Regions from separate parts of the Homo sapiens genome. Here region 2 is linked to region 1. Evidence: chromatin loops called from intact Hi-C (ENCODE). Cell type or tissue: dorsolateral prefrontal cortex. All regions are shown on one strand.

The links. A loop is a pair of places that touch in the nucleus more often than their neighbours do. Peaks named below come from ENCODE experiments on the same cell type or tissue, not always from the same donor. Only the 100,000 strongest peaks of a DNase experiment are listed, where the experiment ranks them.
Region 2: a loop joins it to region 1, with 3 times the contacts of the local background. A loop is called at or near these places in 45 of 110 quality-filtered maps.

The regions. Positions count from the first base shown.
Region 1 is chr3:71,952,326-71,960,325 of GRCh38, reverse strand. No RefSeq gene overlaps it. Among named protein-coding and RNA genes, the nearest start is that of LINC00877, 140 kb to the left of the region's middle. RefSeq lists a silencer at 4,361-4,510. In dorsolateral prefrontal cortex, CTCF peaks have their summits at 4,457 and 4,658 (motif pointing left); a DNase peak (open chromatin) is centred at 4,695; H3K4me3 peaks cover 745 bases; H3K27ac peaks cover 590 bases.
Region 2 is chr3:72,262,518-72,270,517 of GRCh38, reverse strand. No RefSeq gene overlaps it. Among named protein-coding and RNA genes, the nearest start is that of LINC00870, 120 kb to the right of the region's middle. RefSeq lists enhancers at 199-448, 311-1,510, 3,485-3,554, 4,410-4,519. In dorsolateral prefrontal cortex, a CTCF peak has its summit at 4,972 (motif pointing right); no DNase peak of the experiment used is centred here; H3K27ac peaks cover 2,334 bases.

The DNA.
Region 1 (8,000 bases):
CCTAATGAGGTCTTCCCTGACCATCTTATTTTAATTGCAACTCCACACTCCCACCCATCTTGTACCCCCTACTCAGCTTTATTCCTTATAAAGGGTTGCAGCCTGCAGGCTGGGAAGTATAGCCTTGAGCAGAAACCAAAAGCAGGGTACTGAATTTGGACTTTATGCCAAAAGGGTTGGTTAAGTAGATATGTTTAACAGACTATAGGAGGGGCTATGAATGCGCATGACGGTGTAGTAAGCAAACATGCATGTTATATACATCCCATGTTCACTTTGAGATAGAGACTTGACATTTAAATGCATGAAAATTCAGCCCTATATGTCAAAAGGTGTAAACAGAGGACACAGAGGCATCCTGTATACAGTCCCTGTAACCCAGCCAGAACCAGTCCATGATCGGTAGTCTCTTATCAGGAAGAGAAGCTAGTCAGTGGTTTAAATTGGAGGTAGAGCAAGTCTTTTGAAAGTGCTGGTTTCTGGTTAACTCTTTTTTTTTTTTTAAATTGCATCTCACTTTAATGTGGAATCTAAAAACAAAAAAGGTCAAATGCACAGATATAGAGAATAAAACAGTGGAAAGGGGGAGATGTAAATCAAAAATACAAAGTAGCAGATATGCAGAGTAAACAAGTCGAGAGGTCTAATGAACAATTTGAGGACTGTAGTTAATAAAATTGTATTGAATTCGTGATTTTTGTTAAATAGATTTTAGCTGTTCTTGTTACAAAAAGTGTAACTATGTGAAAGGATAAACATGTTAATTTGCTTCACTGTAGTAACCATTTTACTATCTACATGTATGTTGTAAACCTCAAGTATAAATGATAAAATTTATTTTTAAAATGGCTGAGGGAGCTTATCACCACTAAACCTGCCTTATAAGAAATGCTAAAAGGAGTTTTTTTGAGTGGAAATAAAAAGATGCTGAAGTAACAACATGAAAACATATGAAAGTATAAATCTTATTAGTAAAAGTAAATACATAGTCAAATTCAGAATACTGTAATACTGTCACGGTAGTCTATAAATCACTTTTGTTTAATTCTACTTTAAGTTCTGGGATACGTGTGCAGAAAGTACAGGTTTGTTACAGAGATATACATGTGCCATCATCTAGGCTTTAAGCCCCACATGCATTAGGTATATGTCCTAATGCTCTCCCTCCCCTTCCACCCCACCACTCTCTGGTTAACTCTTAAGAAAGCAAGCCTAATGATGGTTAGCAAGGGAAGGGGTAAAATAAGGCATGTCCAACCTCCTATCATGCTGGGAACTCAGTTTTCAAGGTTTCTCAGAGGTCCCTTTGGCCAAGAGGGGGTCCGTTCAGTCAGTTGAGGGGCTTAGAATTTACTTGTATTTCTCAGATGTCAACTCTTTGAAGGCAAGGATTTTGTTTCTTTTGTTCAATATCTTAACCCTACCACCTAGAACAATGCCTGACATATAAATGTGCGATAAAGGTTTGCTGTGCAAATGAATGGAAATTGTCTAGACACTGACATCCTTCCACACTTGACTCACTGGCCTGCACACTAGGCTTCACACTGTCTGTGACCTAACCTATGAGCTGCCCTTCTTCGGTTTTCTTCTTTCCTCTCTTGTTTCACTTAGCATCTAACTGTGAAAGCTGCCTGAGATCAGGGAGCAGGAAATGGAAGCTGAAAGTTGCAGAACTCTTGATACACATATCAAAATGTTTGGGGCCCAGACTCTCAGAGCTAAATCCCAGCCCTCTCAAATGCTTTCAGACAGGGAAGATCCAGGTTTCTTGAGACCCACAGCCTATAAATTGGTGAGGAGAGGAAGGTCCTTTGAGGAAAAACAAAAGGAAATTAGGTATGACAGCCTGCATAGAATGAGAAGAGAAATCACATCATGTCTCTTACTGCAGACTTAGAGTTGCCATTCCCTTTCTTCTGAGATCTCCTTAGGCAGTTTCTCAGGGATGCTTACAGAGATAGGTTGCTGGCTGCACCACGGCCTCCTCTCCTGGTTCAGCTGACAGAAGCAAGGACATCATCTGGAAGTCTGTTAGAAATACAGGGTCTCAGGCCCTGCTGATATGGTTTGGACCTGTGTCCCCTCCAAATCTCAAGTTGACATGTAATCCCCAGTGTTGGAGGTTGGGGCCTGGTAAGAGGTTGATACGGTTTGCCTGTGTCCCCACCCAAATCTCATCTTGAACTGTAGCTCCCATAATTCCCACTGTTGTGGGAGATAATTGAACCATGGGGACAGTTTCCCCTATACTGTTCTCGTGGTGGTGGGAATAAGTCTCACCAGATCTGATGGTTTTATAAGGGGAAACCCCTTTCACTTGGTGTTCATTCTCTCTTGCCTGCTGCCGTGTAAGATGCACCTTTCACCTTCTGCCATGATTGTGAGGCCTCCCCAGCTATGTGTAACTATGAGTCCATTGAGCCTCTTTTTCTTTATAAAATACCCAGTCTCAGGTATGTCTTTATCAGCAGTGTGAGGATGGACAAATACAGAGGTGTTTGGAACATGGAGGCAGATCCCTCATTTATGGATTAGCATCATCTCCTTGGTGATGATGATGAGTGAGCTTTTGCTCTGTGTCCACACAGATCCGCTTGTTTAAAAGCATGTAGCACCACCCTACCCGCGCTCTCTTGCTCCTATTCTCACCATGTGACGAGCCTGCTCCAGCTTTGCCTTCCACCGTGAGTAAAAGCTCCCTGAGGCCTCACCAGAAGCAGATGCCTGCACCATGCTTCCTACACAGCCTGCAGAGCCACGAGTCAATTAAACCTCTTTTCTTTACAAATTACCCAGTCTCGGTATTTCCTTATAGCAATCCAAGAACAGTCCAGTACAGCCACCCTAGGCCCATTGAATCCAAGTCTGCCTTTTCTTTTCCTTTTATCCTTTTTTTTTTTTTTTTTTTTTTTTTTTTTTTGAGACAGGGTCTTGCTCTGTCACCCAACCTGGAGTGCAGGAGCGTGATCTTGGCTCACTGCAACCTCCACCTCCCAGGTTCAAGCGATTCTCCTGCCTCGGCCTCCTGAGTAGCTGGGATTACAGGCGCATGCCACCACGCCCAGCTAATTTTTGTATTTTTAGTAGAGACAAGGTCTCACCATGTTGGCTGGGCTGCAAGTCTGCCTTTTCATAAGGCGCTGGGGGATTGATTCCTATACACATTAAAGGTGGGTAGACATAGACTTTGTAGAGTCCTGTCAACTCCAAATGCCTCACCTTGGCTCCTGCCAGGAGCCCTGATGCTGACGTTTCCTCCTGTGATCCGTACACACTGTAGTCCAATCTGCCACTGGCTAATGCTACAGGGTGTCTGCCTGAGGGACCAAGACACTAGAGTCCTCACTGTGGCATTGCTACTGTCCACTTGTCCTTTATTAAGTGACCGTGGTGCATCCTAGCACAGTCAAAAGAGGGAGCTGTTGTACTGAAACAGAGGACTAGTGGGTCTTTATAGGACTTGGGACACTCCTTGAGGTGGTGGAGGATAGAGTAGAGGCCATCTGTCCCCTCATAGTTCCTCAGGCCTTAGTATTCTAGCCTTGGCCAGCACTTATCCACTGCTGAGGGCATTCTGGAACAGCTAGAACCCCTCCCTCTGCTAACAAGGCGAGCTGCAATACCAGAGAACGCATGCCCCAGGGTCTTTTCCCCATCCCATCCTACCCTACAGCCCTCAGCCAATGGCTGATGACAGCTGCAGCACAGGTGCGTGTTACACACTGGCTCCCAGGACACTTCAGCAGGATCATGCCCCTGTTGCCCACAGTGGTTACTTACTGGAGGGCACATCTCAGACTGGCATCCTTCCCTTCCCTGCCTCACTTCCCCCAATCCCTCATGAGTATTTCCTGGGGTTCCTTTCCAAATAAACTACTTGGACTACAATCTTCATCCCCGGGTCTGCTAGAAGGGAAACCCCCACCTAGGATTTGGGGTGGGGGTGGGGTGGGGTTAAGTAAAAATCCCAGGTTGATTTTTAATTTTTTTTCCTCTATGAATCGTGACAGCATCTGCAAAACTAGACCACTTCCTGGGAAACCATTCAGCTCAGCACAGGCTAGAAACTGTGGAAAGAACTGGAATGCAGACCTCCTGCTCACTGAGCAGGCAGGGCTTAAAACTGCTGTTGTGTTAACTCAGGGTTTCTCAACCTGGGCATCAGGACCACAGGATTCTTTGCTCCCAGGGTTGGGGGTGCTGCTCTGTGCGCTGTGTGATGTTTAGTAGCATCTCTGGCTTTTGCTCACTAGATGCAACTAACACACACACACACACACACACACATCCCATTGTGATAATCAAATATGTTTCCAGACATTGCCAAATGTCCCCTGTGGGGCAACAAATCGCCCCCGGTTCAGAACCACTGGGTTAACTGAACTCTTTCTTCTGAGCAATGGCAAACAAAACCCAGGCTGACTGTTTCCCACCTGCGGTGAAACTTGCAGTCCTTTGCTTTACCTCTGATGCGCCTGCCCTCTGCCCTGCCTGGCTTCAAGTCCTCATTATAAAACCCATTTGTCACCGCTTCCTTTTTGAGGATTAATTTCTAGATTGTCTGCTGATGGCTAGCTGGGATTGCATTTCTGGTAAAAAAGAAAAAAAAAGCCCAACACATCAGCTCCCTGCTGGTCTCAGAATTCCAGAGTGCCCTCAAGTGGCCAGAAACTGCCATCTGTTTGGCTGCCCTCCAAATTCCAGGCTGCTCTGGAAAGAACTATGGGGGGCAGGGACCTTCCCCTTGCTTGGTGCTTCTAGAAAATCTGTTTTCTCACAACGTGACAAAAATTCAGCAGTGTCTCCTTCAGGCTGTTTCTTGGAGCATGTTTTTGAGCGCATCCCTGAGAGGTTGATCCTACGGGCTGTGTGTGCATGTGTTATGAACGTGTGTGGTTTTCAAAGTCTGGTCAGTAATGAGGAATGCAAATGGAGTCAGTGCTGAGAGAAGGGGCTGCAGGCCACACCACCGTGCTGGGCACACATAAATGAGCCTTGCGTGCTGGCAGAGGGCAGTCAGACCCTGTCAGCTGTTACAACCAGGTGAGCTGCAGGGAGACCTCTGGGAAAGAGACCGCAGTCTTTATCCAAGTGGCCTCCGTTACCTGCAACCAGGTCACACAGACTCTGTGTTCTCTCTTGATTCACCAGTTTTAACATGTGGCAGCCACCAGAGAGAAACCAGGTCTAATTCTCCAGTTTTCCAGGCCTACTTCAGTTCCCAAGACTACCTTTTCTAGAGGGACGCTCCAAGAGATGGGGAGATAATGGAAGTGCCTAATCGCAAAGCCCTACAATATAATTTGTAGGAAGTAGGCAAAGTGCATGCAAAATGAACATTAAAAGCTAAGGAGCTATTCAGGCTGGAAAGAGGAGAGGTTTTCGGCATCGGGTGGTCTTCCAGCCTACCTGTCACTCACCCTCTTCAGGACTAGGCGGGGACCACTGTGCTCTCTGCAGACATATTTCAAAATACACTACAGCACACAGCACAGAGCACTCAGCACAGAGAACTCAAAACAGGTTTTTCACTTGCATGAAGCTCCCTCGGTGCCAACTCTATGTGGGCATTCAGTATTTCCCACTATCAAGCTTCACTGTAATTGCATAGGGTCAGATTCCTGGACAGACCGGAGGCTCTGGGGAAACACCAAGGCCTGTGTCTCTTCACAGGAGACTTCGGACACAGCACAGGGTCTGGCCTCCAGGGGCACACTGTCTTTATTTGTTGAAGGAACACTTAAATCAGAGATCGGTGGATTTTGAAAGACAAAAAAGAAAAGAGATGGAATTCATGTAAGGAAATGGCAGACCCTAAGACAGAAATGTGCTGAGTCTGTTTGGGGAATAGTGAGAAGGCCCATTTTGAACTAGAGAAGATGGCTTACGTAATGAAACAGTGAAGAATCATGCTGGAAGGTTGCTGAGGGGCAAGAGAACAACTGATCTTCATTTCCTAAGTCAATAAAATATTCACTAGCAGTTGGTCATGTCTCACCTTCTTTTTCTTGATGAATATCTTATAATGCCCCTTTACCACCCTGAAATGAAATTCATCTTTTCAATATAACCCACCTACTCGCATAATTTTAAAAAATAAGTATAATGGCCCAAGTCTAGTCTAAAAAAGAAAGAAATGTCATTTACAATATCATATGCATAGGCCTGGATTTATTAGGAGATATAATGAAGTAGTCAGATGTTTGCAACTCATAATGGAAAAATTTGAATATAAAAAATGTAAGGCAATATTCAGCTGAATATTCACACACGAGGAATCACTGTGGTGGCGAGAGCTGCAACTGTAGACTGTTAACAGGCGTATTGCTTCGGTGACTCTAATACCTTAAGGAGATTTGCTATTGGCAATGTTATTTTTGAAGCGGAGAAAAACTTTTGGCAAAGGTTCAAACATAACTAAGTGCAACTATCCATTGATTTACAGTCACTGTGTTTCTAGAATCTATAATACATATTAAGATCCCATGCAAAAAAAAAAAAACATTGTGCTAGTATGTAGCTGGAGAATTCAGACAGGGAACAGGACACAGAGCTTGACTCTGTGATGTCCAGGGCCATAGCTGGAATACTCAAAGGCTGAAGTCTAGAATAATCTGATGGCTTCGCTGGGGCTGCAAGACCTACTTTCAAGGTGGCTTATCTACACAACTGGCAAGTTGGTGCTGGCTGTTGGTAGGATGCCTCTCTCCCTGTGAAATTTCCCCACAGGGCTGCTTGAGTGTCCTCACACCATGGCAGCTGGCTTCCTCCAGAGTGAGCAATCCCAGAGAGAGGGACAAACCGAAGCTCTTCCTTTTACAACCTAGCCTCAAAAGTCACATAGCATCACTTCTACCACATTCTTTTCCTTAGAAGAGAGTCTTTAAGTCTGGTCTGCATTCAAGGAGAGGGGAATTAGGCTCCATGCCTTGAAGGAAGAGGTATCAACAAACTTGCAGACATATACTAAAACCACCATAGCTCAGATAACTTGCAATAGGGTTTTCAGGAACATTCAGTCTACTCAAAATTACATGGGATGGGCCGAGTGCAGTGGCTCACACCTGTAATCACAGCACTTTGGGAGGCAGAGGCAGGCGGATCACCTGAGGTCAGGAGTTCGAGACCAGCCTGGCCAAAATGGCAAAACCCTGACTCTACTGAAAATACAAAATTAGCCGGGCGTAGTGGTACGCATCTGTAATCCCAGCTACTCTGGAGGCTGAGGCATGAGAATCACTTGAACCCGGGAGGCAGAGGTTGCGGTGAGCTGAGATCACATCACTGACCTCCAGCCTGGGTGACAGAGCGAGACTGTGTCTCAAAAAAAAAAAACAAAACAAAGCAAACAAACAAAAATTACATGGGATGTAGAATAAAAATCCATAATGTGGGACAATCCCACATATTACAGACTGTCTTATGCTCTGTAACCCCATCCCTACTCCACCAAATGCCAGTAGCACATCTTTATCATTGTGAAATGCAAAACACCCCCTACACCTGCATAATTCTCTCTCCTTGAGAACCACTGTAATGGATCATAAGAACAACTAAAAATTTGGGTCAAGAAAGCAACAAAATCAGACCCAGGCATTATGATTAGTCTAGCAGCAGCATACGGGAAAGTCTTCCAATTACTTTTAAGATCTATGCCTCACACTCTGCCATCTCCCACAGCCTCCACTGGCACCAGTGCCCTTTAGGCTCCTTGTAAGCACTAAGCTCCCTCGTGGCTCAGGGCCTTTGCACTTACTGTAGATCTCTAGAACATTCTCCTGTTTCTCCCTTATACCCGCACCTTTTCACTCTCAGAATTTCTTCAGATAAATCTTCCTTCTTCTTTCCAAAGATACCAGGTTTCCCTGGAAAGCAAAGTTTTCCCAATTTGAGCACAAATTGCAGTTTTTAGTTATAGACTTGTGTGATTATTTGTTTAATTTCTGTTTCCCCATACAAAGGTAAGCTCAGTGATGGCAGAGGGAGGAAGGAAGGAA
Region 2 (8,000 bases), 310 kb before region 1:
ATGAGTAAAACATGAGTTAATAATAGGACCTAACAGTCTCTCATGAGATTGTTCCAGAGATGAAATGATGTGACACACATAAAGAAAATGCAGTGGTTAGCATATACGCGTAAGCACTCAAGACAAGTTTATTACAATGTCTATGTCTGCTGTACTTTGATTTTGACTTGCTTTAACTGCCAGGCTGTATCTAGGGGTGGGAAACTTGTCTTCTTCCTTTTTTTTAATACTTTGCAGCCCCACCCCAGTGGCCCGGGATGTCGTCACGCCCCGGAGCAGGAATCCAAAGATATTCTTGCCTGCTAGTCTTGCATCATCCACGGAGTGACCTTGAGCAGGTCATGTCACTTCTCTGAGTCATTTTGCTTTTGGCAGCTGGGAGACAAATTCCTGCTGAAGTAAGCAGAAAAGAAAGTGAAAAAGAGACTGCAGCTTTTCACAAATGTTTCTTCCCTTCTCTCACAAGTTTATTCCCCACCAGCCCAGCCAGAGATTCTTGTTATCTTAGTTAGATGGTACCCTTGGGGTCTCTGGCTCTCTCTGGCTTTTAATCCTGGCTTTACATTAGAATAAACTGGGGAGATTTTAAGGGTCTTTATGCCAGGGCCTAACCTTGAATCAAGGTGGCTGGAATTTTAGGACATGAAGTTGATGTTAGAGGTCTTTAAAAGCTCCTAGTGAGGCTCATGCTGCTGGCCTGTGGTCCGCACTTTGAGTAGTGAGGCTCTAAACAACCCTCTTGTCCTTCCAGGAAGCATCTATCGGGCATCTGAGTCAAGTAAAAGGTACAATTTCCTTTGACAAAGCTCATCCTTTGATCATTGGGTTTCTCCAAGTATGGGGAACTCCCTTCCTCCCAAGGGCCACATTCTGTTGTTTCACAGTGGCTCTGATGGTCAGAAAGTACTGCTTTCCATGTGACTACAGCCAGCATCCTGGAATTTCCATTCCTTAGTCCTTGCTGAGGGTGGCTTAGGCTGGCCCAGGGAGGTCACCATATATCCACGCTAGCCTTCATCTGAATGGCTCTGTCAGGGGTCACACATCAGGGTCACTCAGAGAGCAGTGCTGCAGAGGCACTCTCATGGGTTTCAAAGAGCCCCACCATTCAAAGGCCCTGGTTCCAGAAAAGAGGCCATCCTGCTAAGCGGCATTAGTCTAATGTTTTCCGAATGCACCTCCACTGGAATTTTCTGGACAATGTGTTCAAAATAACCCACTGAATCAGAATCTCCAGGGGAGGATCCAGGGAGCCTGCTTATTTTAACACTGCTCAGGTGAGGGTTATGATCAGGCTTATGCAAAACGCCTTTAAACTGATTGGATTAGCTAACTCTGGCTGCCGAATGTTCCAGGGAGCAGTTATAAGATGGGAAAGAACCTGTGGCTTAGTGAGGGTGAGCAGGTGGGAGTAGGGGTGTCCAGGCCTGGGAAGAGCTCACATCTGGGCCTGGGCCATCAGCAGGTGGTCTCCCAGGATGATGCTGGTGTGTCGCTGTTGTAGCAGAATCCTTTACTCCCTCTCTCCCTGGATGAGTTCTTTTCTTTCAACCTTATCAGTTCTTGGGAAGAAGAGGAGGCAGAAAAGACTATTTGTATCTCACTCATGCCTAGAGAGTCCTGTTCTCTGGGAAAAGATTTACTCTTTCAGGGTCAGTTCTCTGATTGGTTGGTTTGTTTCTCAACTCCTGCAACAAGAAAATTCACCCTTAATTGAACAATACAGTCCTCTGTATTAGTGTGCTAGGGCTACTATCACAAAATGCCATAGACTGGGTGGCTGACACAACAGAAATGTATTTCTCATGATTCTGGAGGCCAGAAGTCCAAGTAAGGTGCCTGCAGGTTTGGTTTCATTTTGAGGCCTCTCATCTTGGCTTGCATTCGGCCACCTTCTCACTGTGTCCTCACATGATCTCCCCTCTGTGTGCATGCACCCCTGCCTTCTCATCCTGCATTCAATTTTCCTTTTCTTATAAGGACACTGGTCAGATTGGATTAGGTGGATTAGGGCCTGCCCTACTTTGAAGGCCCTATCTCCAAGTGCGGACAGTCACGTGCTTTAGGGCCCACTTATTTGACCTCATTTAATCTTACTACCTCTTTAAAGACCCTATGTCTAAATACAGAAACATTCTGAAGTACTGGGAGTTAAGACTTCACCGTGTGAATTTTTGGAGAAAAATTCGGCCCATAGCGTTCTCCTAGGGCTTTGTAAGTGGGTGACTGATGACAACATTGAGAGGGAGACTGGGAGGAGCAGTTGTTAAACAGGAGTGGGGAAGAAACAAAGAAACAGGGGCTGGAATGCACAACCCCATTGCTGTCTTGCTTTGGTTACCTACTTGTTTTTATTTTTGTTATTATTATTTTTTTGAGACGGAGTCTTGCTCTGTCACCCAGGCTGGAGTGCAGTGGCAAAATCTTGGCTCACTGCAACCTCCGCCTCCCAGGTTCAAGTGATTCTCTTGCCTCAGCCTCCCGAGTAGCTGGGATTATAGGATTGCACCACCAAGCCTGACTAATTTTTGTATTTTTAGTAGAGATGGGTTTCACCATGTTGGTCAGGCTGATCTTGAACTCCTGATCTCAGGTGATCCACCTGCCTTAGCCTCCCAAAGTGCTGGGATTACAGGCGTGAGCCACTGCACCCAGCAGCTACTTGTTTTTAATTTCCAGACTCTCCTGCTCAGTTCTATTAGTCTCTGAGAGTATCCTGTTCTTGTTTAAAGGATATGTTATCTTTTCTTTCTGAGGAATTTTTTTTTTTTTGAGACGGAGTCTCGCTCTGTCACCAGGTTGGAGTGCAGTGGTGCAATCTCGGCTCACTGCAACCTCCGCCTCCCGGGTTCAAGTGATTCTCCTGCCTCAGCCTCCCGAGTAGCTACAGGTGCACACCACTACACCCAACTTGTTTTTGTATTTTTAGTAGAGACGGGGTTTCACCATGTTGGCCAGGATGGTCTCGATGTCTTGACCTTGTGATCCACCCCCCTCGGCCTCCCAAAGTGCTGGGATTATAGGCGTGAGCCACCACACCCGCCCGGAGGATGTTTTTGAAAACCTTCTTCTGCTTCTCTGTTTCTCCCTTTTAGTCTGTTTTGGTTTCTGTGAAGGTGGAAATACTGTTCACATGTCTAGGGGGATGCAGTTGTCTGAAAAACCTGTGGGTGGGCATTTTTTCCAAAGAGTCCCTGATATGGTTTGGCTGTGTCCCCACCCAAGTCTCACCTTGAATTGTAGCTCCCATAATTCCCACGTGTTGTGGGAGGGACCTGGTGGGAGGTAATTGAATCATGGGGGTGGTTTCCCCCATAGTGTTCTCATGGTAGGAGTAAATCTCATGAGATCTGATGGTTTTATAAGGGGAAACCCCTTTTGCTTGATTCTCATTCCCTGTTTGTCTGCCACTATGTAAGATGTGGCTTTCACCTTCCGCCATGATTGTGAGGCCTCTCCAGCCATGTGGAACTGAGTCCATTAAATCTCTTCTTCTTTATAAATTACCCAGTCTCAGGTATGCCTTTATCAGCGGCATGAGAAAAGACTAATACAGTCCCCAAATATCAAATTCCTTGGGTCTTTGCTTTTGGCTCAGCCAGCCTCCCTGGGGAAGAAGCATCTAAGGGTCTGCTTGGGGTTGACAGTGTGTGTGTGTGTGTGTGTGTGTGTGTGTGTGTGTGTGTGTGTGTGTGTGTTGGGGGCCATAGTCACGGGATGCTGAGGAGCTAGAGGATGGCACTGTGGAGCTGAGTTGGAGATAAGGGTCTGAGCCTCACTCTTCAATGGACTGACGCTCATTTACTCCCCTGTTTTCAGTACAGTTCCTCATTCCTATCCTTAGTAGGGTCTGGTGTCCCCTAAACCAGCATCCTTGGCATAGCATCTGCTGAGAGTCAGCTACGCATTTGCAGCTGCAGAGCTGGGGCACTTGCCTGGTAATGTGGGCCTGGGGAGAAGATAGGGGAAGGGAGTGGTTAAGCTTGTAATGACTTTCAACCACCCTTCCCAGCCTGCCTCCAGAGGTACCTGGTACCTCCAGTTCCAGAAGCTTCCAAGATTCAGCACTGCATGATCTCTCCTTATTTGCTGCTGTCTCTGCAGGCACTTATTAGAGAGGAGAAAGCCAAGATCCAAATCGGCTGTCCTTTTCTGTCCATTCTCCATCCCCGTAAACTTCTTGACATTTCCTATTTGCTGTTGTTCCCTCTCCTGTTTATGTCTTATTTGTTTATAGCTTTTTTATTTTCTCCCCCTGACTCTAGTGAGTTTTGAGGACTGAGCAGAGATCACCATCTACGTGGTTAGCTGGAAGTTCGCTTCCTCTCTTAGACTTAGTCTCCTCCTCTAGAAAGTGGGGCTAGTAATAGTTTCTACTTCAAAGTCTGTGGGAGTTAAGTGAGAGAGTGCATGGAGCATGCTTAACATGTGATCTGGCAAAAATATCCAATAAATACTAGGAAAAACAGCCAAACAAAATTATTGGCCTTGTTCTTGGGTCCTTGTAAATTCCTAGAAACAGTGACATAGTTCAAACCACAGAGCAGAGCTTCTAGCTTAACGTTCTGCTTGCCCACGTCTGATGCTTGCCTTTCCCCTAATACTGAAAAAAGAAGCAAAACTTGGCATTTACCCACAAAGAAAGGTAGACCAAAGCAACACTCTTCAAGCTTTACTGCGTATTCCACTCACTCGGGCTCTTATTAAAATGCTGATTCTGACTCTGTTGCTTTGGGGTGGCTGAAGAATTTGCATTGGTGCTGATGCTTCTAGTCCTGCTGGTACAAAGACCACACTACGAATTGCAAGAGACTAACTGGTAGAAACTTATCCTGTGGGCCAAGACAGAGCAGGAAAAGGGGAGATGTCCTCCTGGGACTCCATTGGCTGGTGGTCTTTTAATGGGGGCTTTTGTCCTTCAGGATTGAAATCTAGTGGGAATACTGTGGGTTCCTCTAAGTGGCCACAAGATGTCATAATGTCATTACATGAATTCTCCCAGAAAGGTTCAAGTCTGGGTGTCAAGTTACATCCCTTAAAGCAGAAAATGGAAAGTGGCAGCTATCTAATCAGTGCTGCTTCTGGGATCATCCTCGGTCAAACCTTCCTCCCCAGGGTAGATGTCAGGCTGATGGCAGAATCTTTGTCTTACCATCTTTTCCCACTCCGACTTTGTTAATAGAGTCACGTGAGAATCACGTGGGCCCTAGAAACAGGGTCTGCCATGAGAGAAGACTGTTCTCTTTAGAAACATAAAGTTCAGAATTTCCTATGGTATAGCTCACAGAACCACAATCTGGAGGGATGCTTTTCATAAACAAAGGTCTTCTCGAACAAATCAGTTGGGGAAATACTTCATGTTCCATCTCCTTCTTTAGATGTCCTAGATTCTGAAGATGATCATGTCAAAGGCTTTGGTAAGACCTGCAAGAATCCATCCTGGTTGATATCAGTTACTCCTGTGCTTCTCAAACACCTTCAACCATGTCAATCCTCCTCCCTGCCATGAATACCATTAAAACCTACAAAGTATTTTAGGTTTTAATGCAACTTTAGCAGAACCAGTGGTTGTACTTTCACACTGGAAATGGAGGCCCATGTGGCGCACTTAGGGCAGGGTAGGGAAGAGAGATGAGTTTGAGGTCACCTGGCTAGAAACATGAGCTCGCTGCATTTCGGAAGCATCAGACAAACAACATCATCTCTACCATGATCATGGCCTCGTGTACTTTCTTCTTCATATTAGTTGTCTGACTTTATTTACTCTCCCTAACCATTAGGTGAAACCGTAAGAAATTGCTGTTTGTGGAGGTAGGGAACAATCAAATGCCAACAATTTCACATGGTTCCAGCTGGACTAGCGATTGGTACACTATGGTCTGTGGGCCAATCTGCCCCAGCCCTGTGTTTGTGAATTAAGTTTGATTGAAACATAGGCATCCTCTTTTGTTCACGTATTGTCTATGACAACTTTCACGCTTTGCTGGCAGAGTTGGGGAGTTGCCACAGAGACCGCCAGGCCAGTAAAGCCACATTATTTACTATCTGCCCTTTTACGGAAAGGTTGCTGCCCCCAGTGTAACTGCTAGGTAGCTCCTTGAGGAGAGAATCCACAGATGAGAATCATTTTTGTAGCTTTTCTGCTCCCCACAGCAACACTGCACCTGTAAATAGTAGGCGCTTATTAAGTATTACAGTCTATTTTCTGCTGCTGTAACAGAATACCACAGACTGGGTAATTTATAAAGAAAAGACATTTATTTAGCTCATGGGTCTAGAGGCTGGAAGTCAAAGGGCATGGTGGTGGCACCTGCTTGGCCATCTGATGAGGGCCTTCTTGTGGCATCATAATGTGGCAGAAAGCCTCACGTGGTGAGGAAGCGTGCACATGTGATGGAGAGGAAACTCATCCTTTTATTCGAGAACGCTCCTGTGATAACTAACCTGCCCCTGTGGAAACTGCATTAATCCATCCGTGAGGGCAGAGGCCTCATGACCTAATGATCTCTTAAATGTCCCAACTCTTAATACTGTTGGAATGGCAATTCAATTTTGACATGAGGTTTTGGAGGGGACATTTGAACCATAGCAATCAGTACTGGATACAGAAAAAAGCCACGAGCCTTATTCCTGGAGAAGGATGATACCTGATCTTTCATCTTCTTCTCCAGACCTTTGGCTTCTGTGTCTTGACTCACTCCCAGATGTTTGGCAGGCAAGCTCCTACTGCTGCCAGTGAAGTCAGCTTCCTCCTTTTTGAGGAAAAAATTCTCCAAAAAGTCTCTAAGAGCCCCTGGACATCAATCAGCTAGCTCTTAGAGCTGTGTGGATGAGGATGTATAAATGAAGCAAACATATGGATTATATTTCCATCAAAATACACACAGGCTCCGAAATTCAGTGGGAAAGAGCTTGGCAAGGTCATTCCATTACTTGGCCATTTCCAAAACTGTTTGAGGAAAGTCTGATATATTTGATAAACCTCAATCACAGTGTGGAATTAACCTTTCTCTCCCCAGACTGTGCAGGAAGCTCAGAAGGAGTGGGGAGAAGGCCACTAGATTGAACTACTCCTTCCAAAGCTTCTTGAATCTGACTCAGCGAATCATTGGCAGCTACTTGTGTCCTTTAGGGAGTATATTTCTTTAATCCCCCATGGACGGGCAAAATGGGGGCAATGGTATAATTTGCTAGGGTGGTATTCTCATTTTCCTTCTGATAGATGCCTAGTGTTGTTTAAAAAAAAACTAAATTAAAAAAATTGATTACACACCATACATGTTTATTGTCAAGAAAATGAGAAGAGACAGATGAGCAGAAAGAAGAAAATCACAACTGGTCTAGTGTCATTTGACAGTGATGAGGCAGCCAAACAGTCATTGTATGCTTACATATTTGAGCAGAGCTGGGGGAAAAATTGGGGAATAAGAATGATCTTGCTTAAAGTGCAAGGGACCTTTGGAGGCTGAGAAGACATGAACACATTCTTAGGGCAGAGATGAGGAGCTAGGGGGGTGGGAGGCATCATTCCCTGATTTGGATTCTGTTTTAAGCCTTTCAGTTTGGTAATTTGAAGGATTCTGCCCTTTGCCCTAAGCCACTGTGCCTTTTAACTCTGGGGCGAGTCAGGAATTTGGCTCTCTGCACCAGGAAAACATGAATTACTGTAACTTTTTGTGGGCCGATTAGACTGTGAAAATAATAATATTTTTGGCAGCACAATTGAAGGGACGGGGCTGCTGGCAGAATAGAATCATTTACTGCCTTGACTAGCAAAAGTCCCACTCGTGCCAGTAAACACCAGAAATGGGAGATGGGGAGGTTGACTTCACCCTCACTTGTGCCTCTTATTTTGTGCTCATTGCAAGGTGTACCTCTGTTATTTTTTGGTGCAATGCAAGACCCTGCTGAAGAGTTACCTTACCTTCAAACAGTTTCCAGACTCTCTTTCCCTTTATACCTCCCCCTCCAGAGGATTGAATGCTGTATAGTTCTCTTCC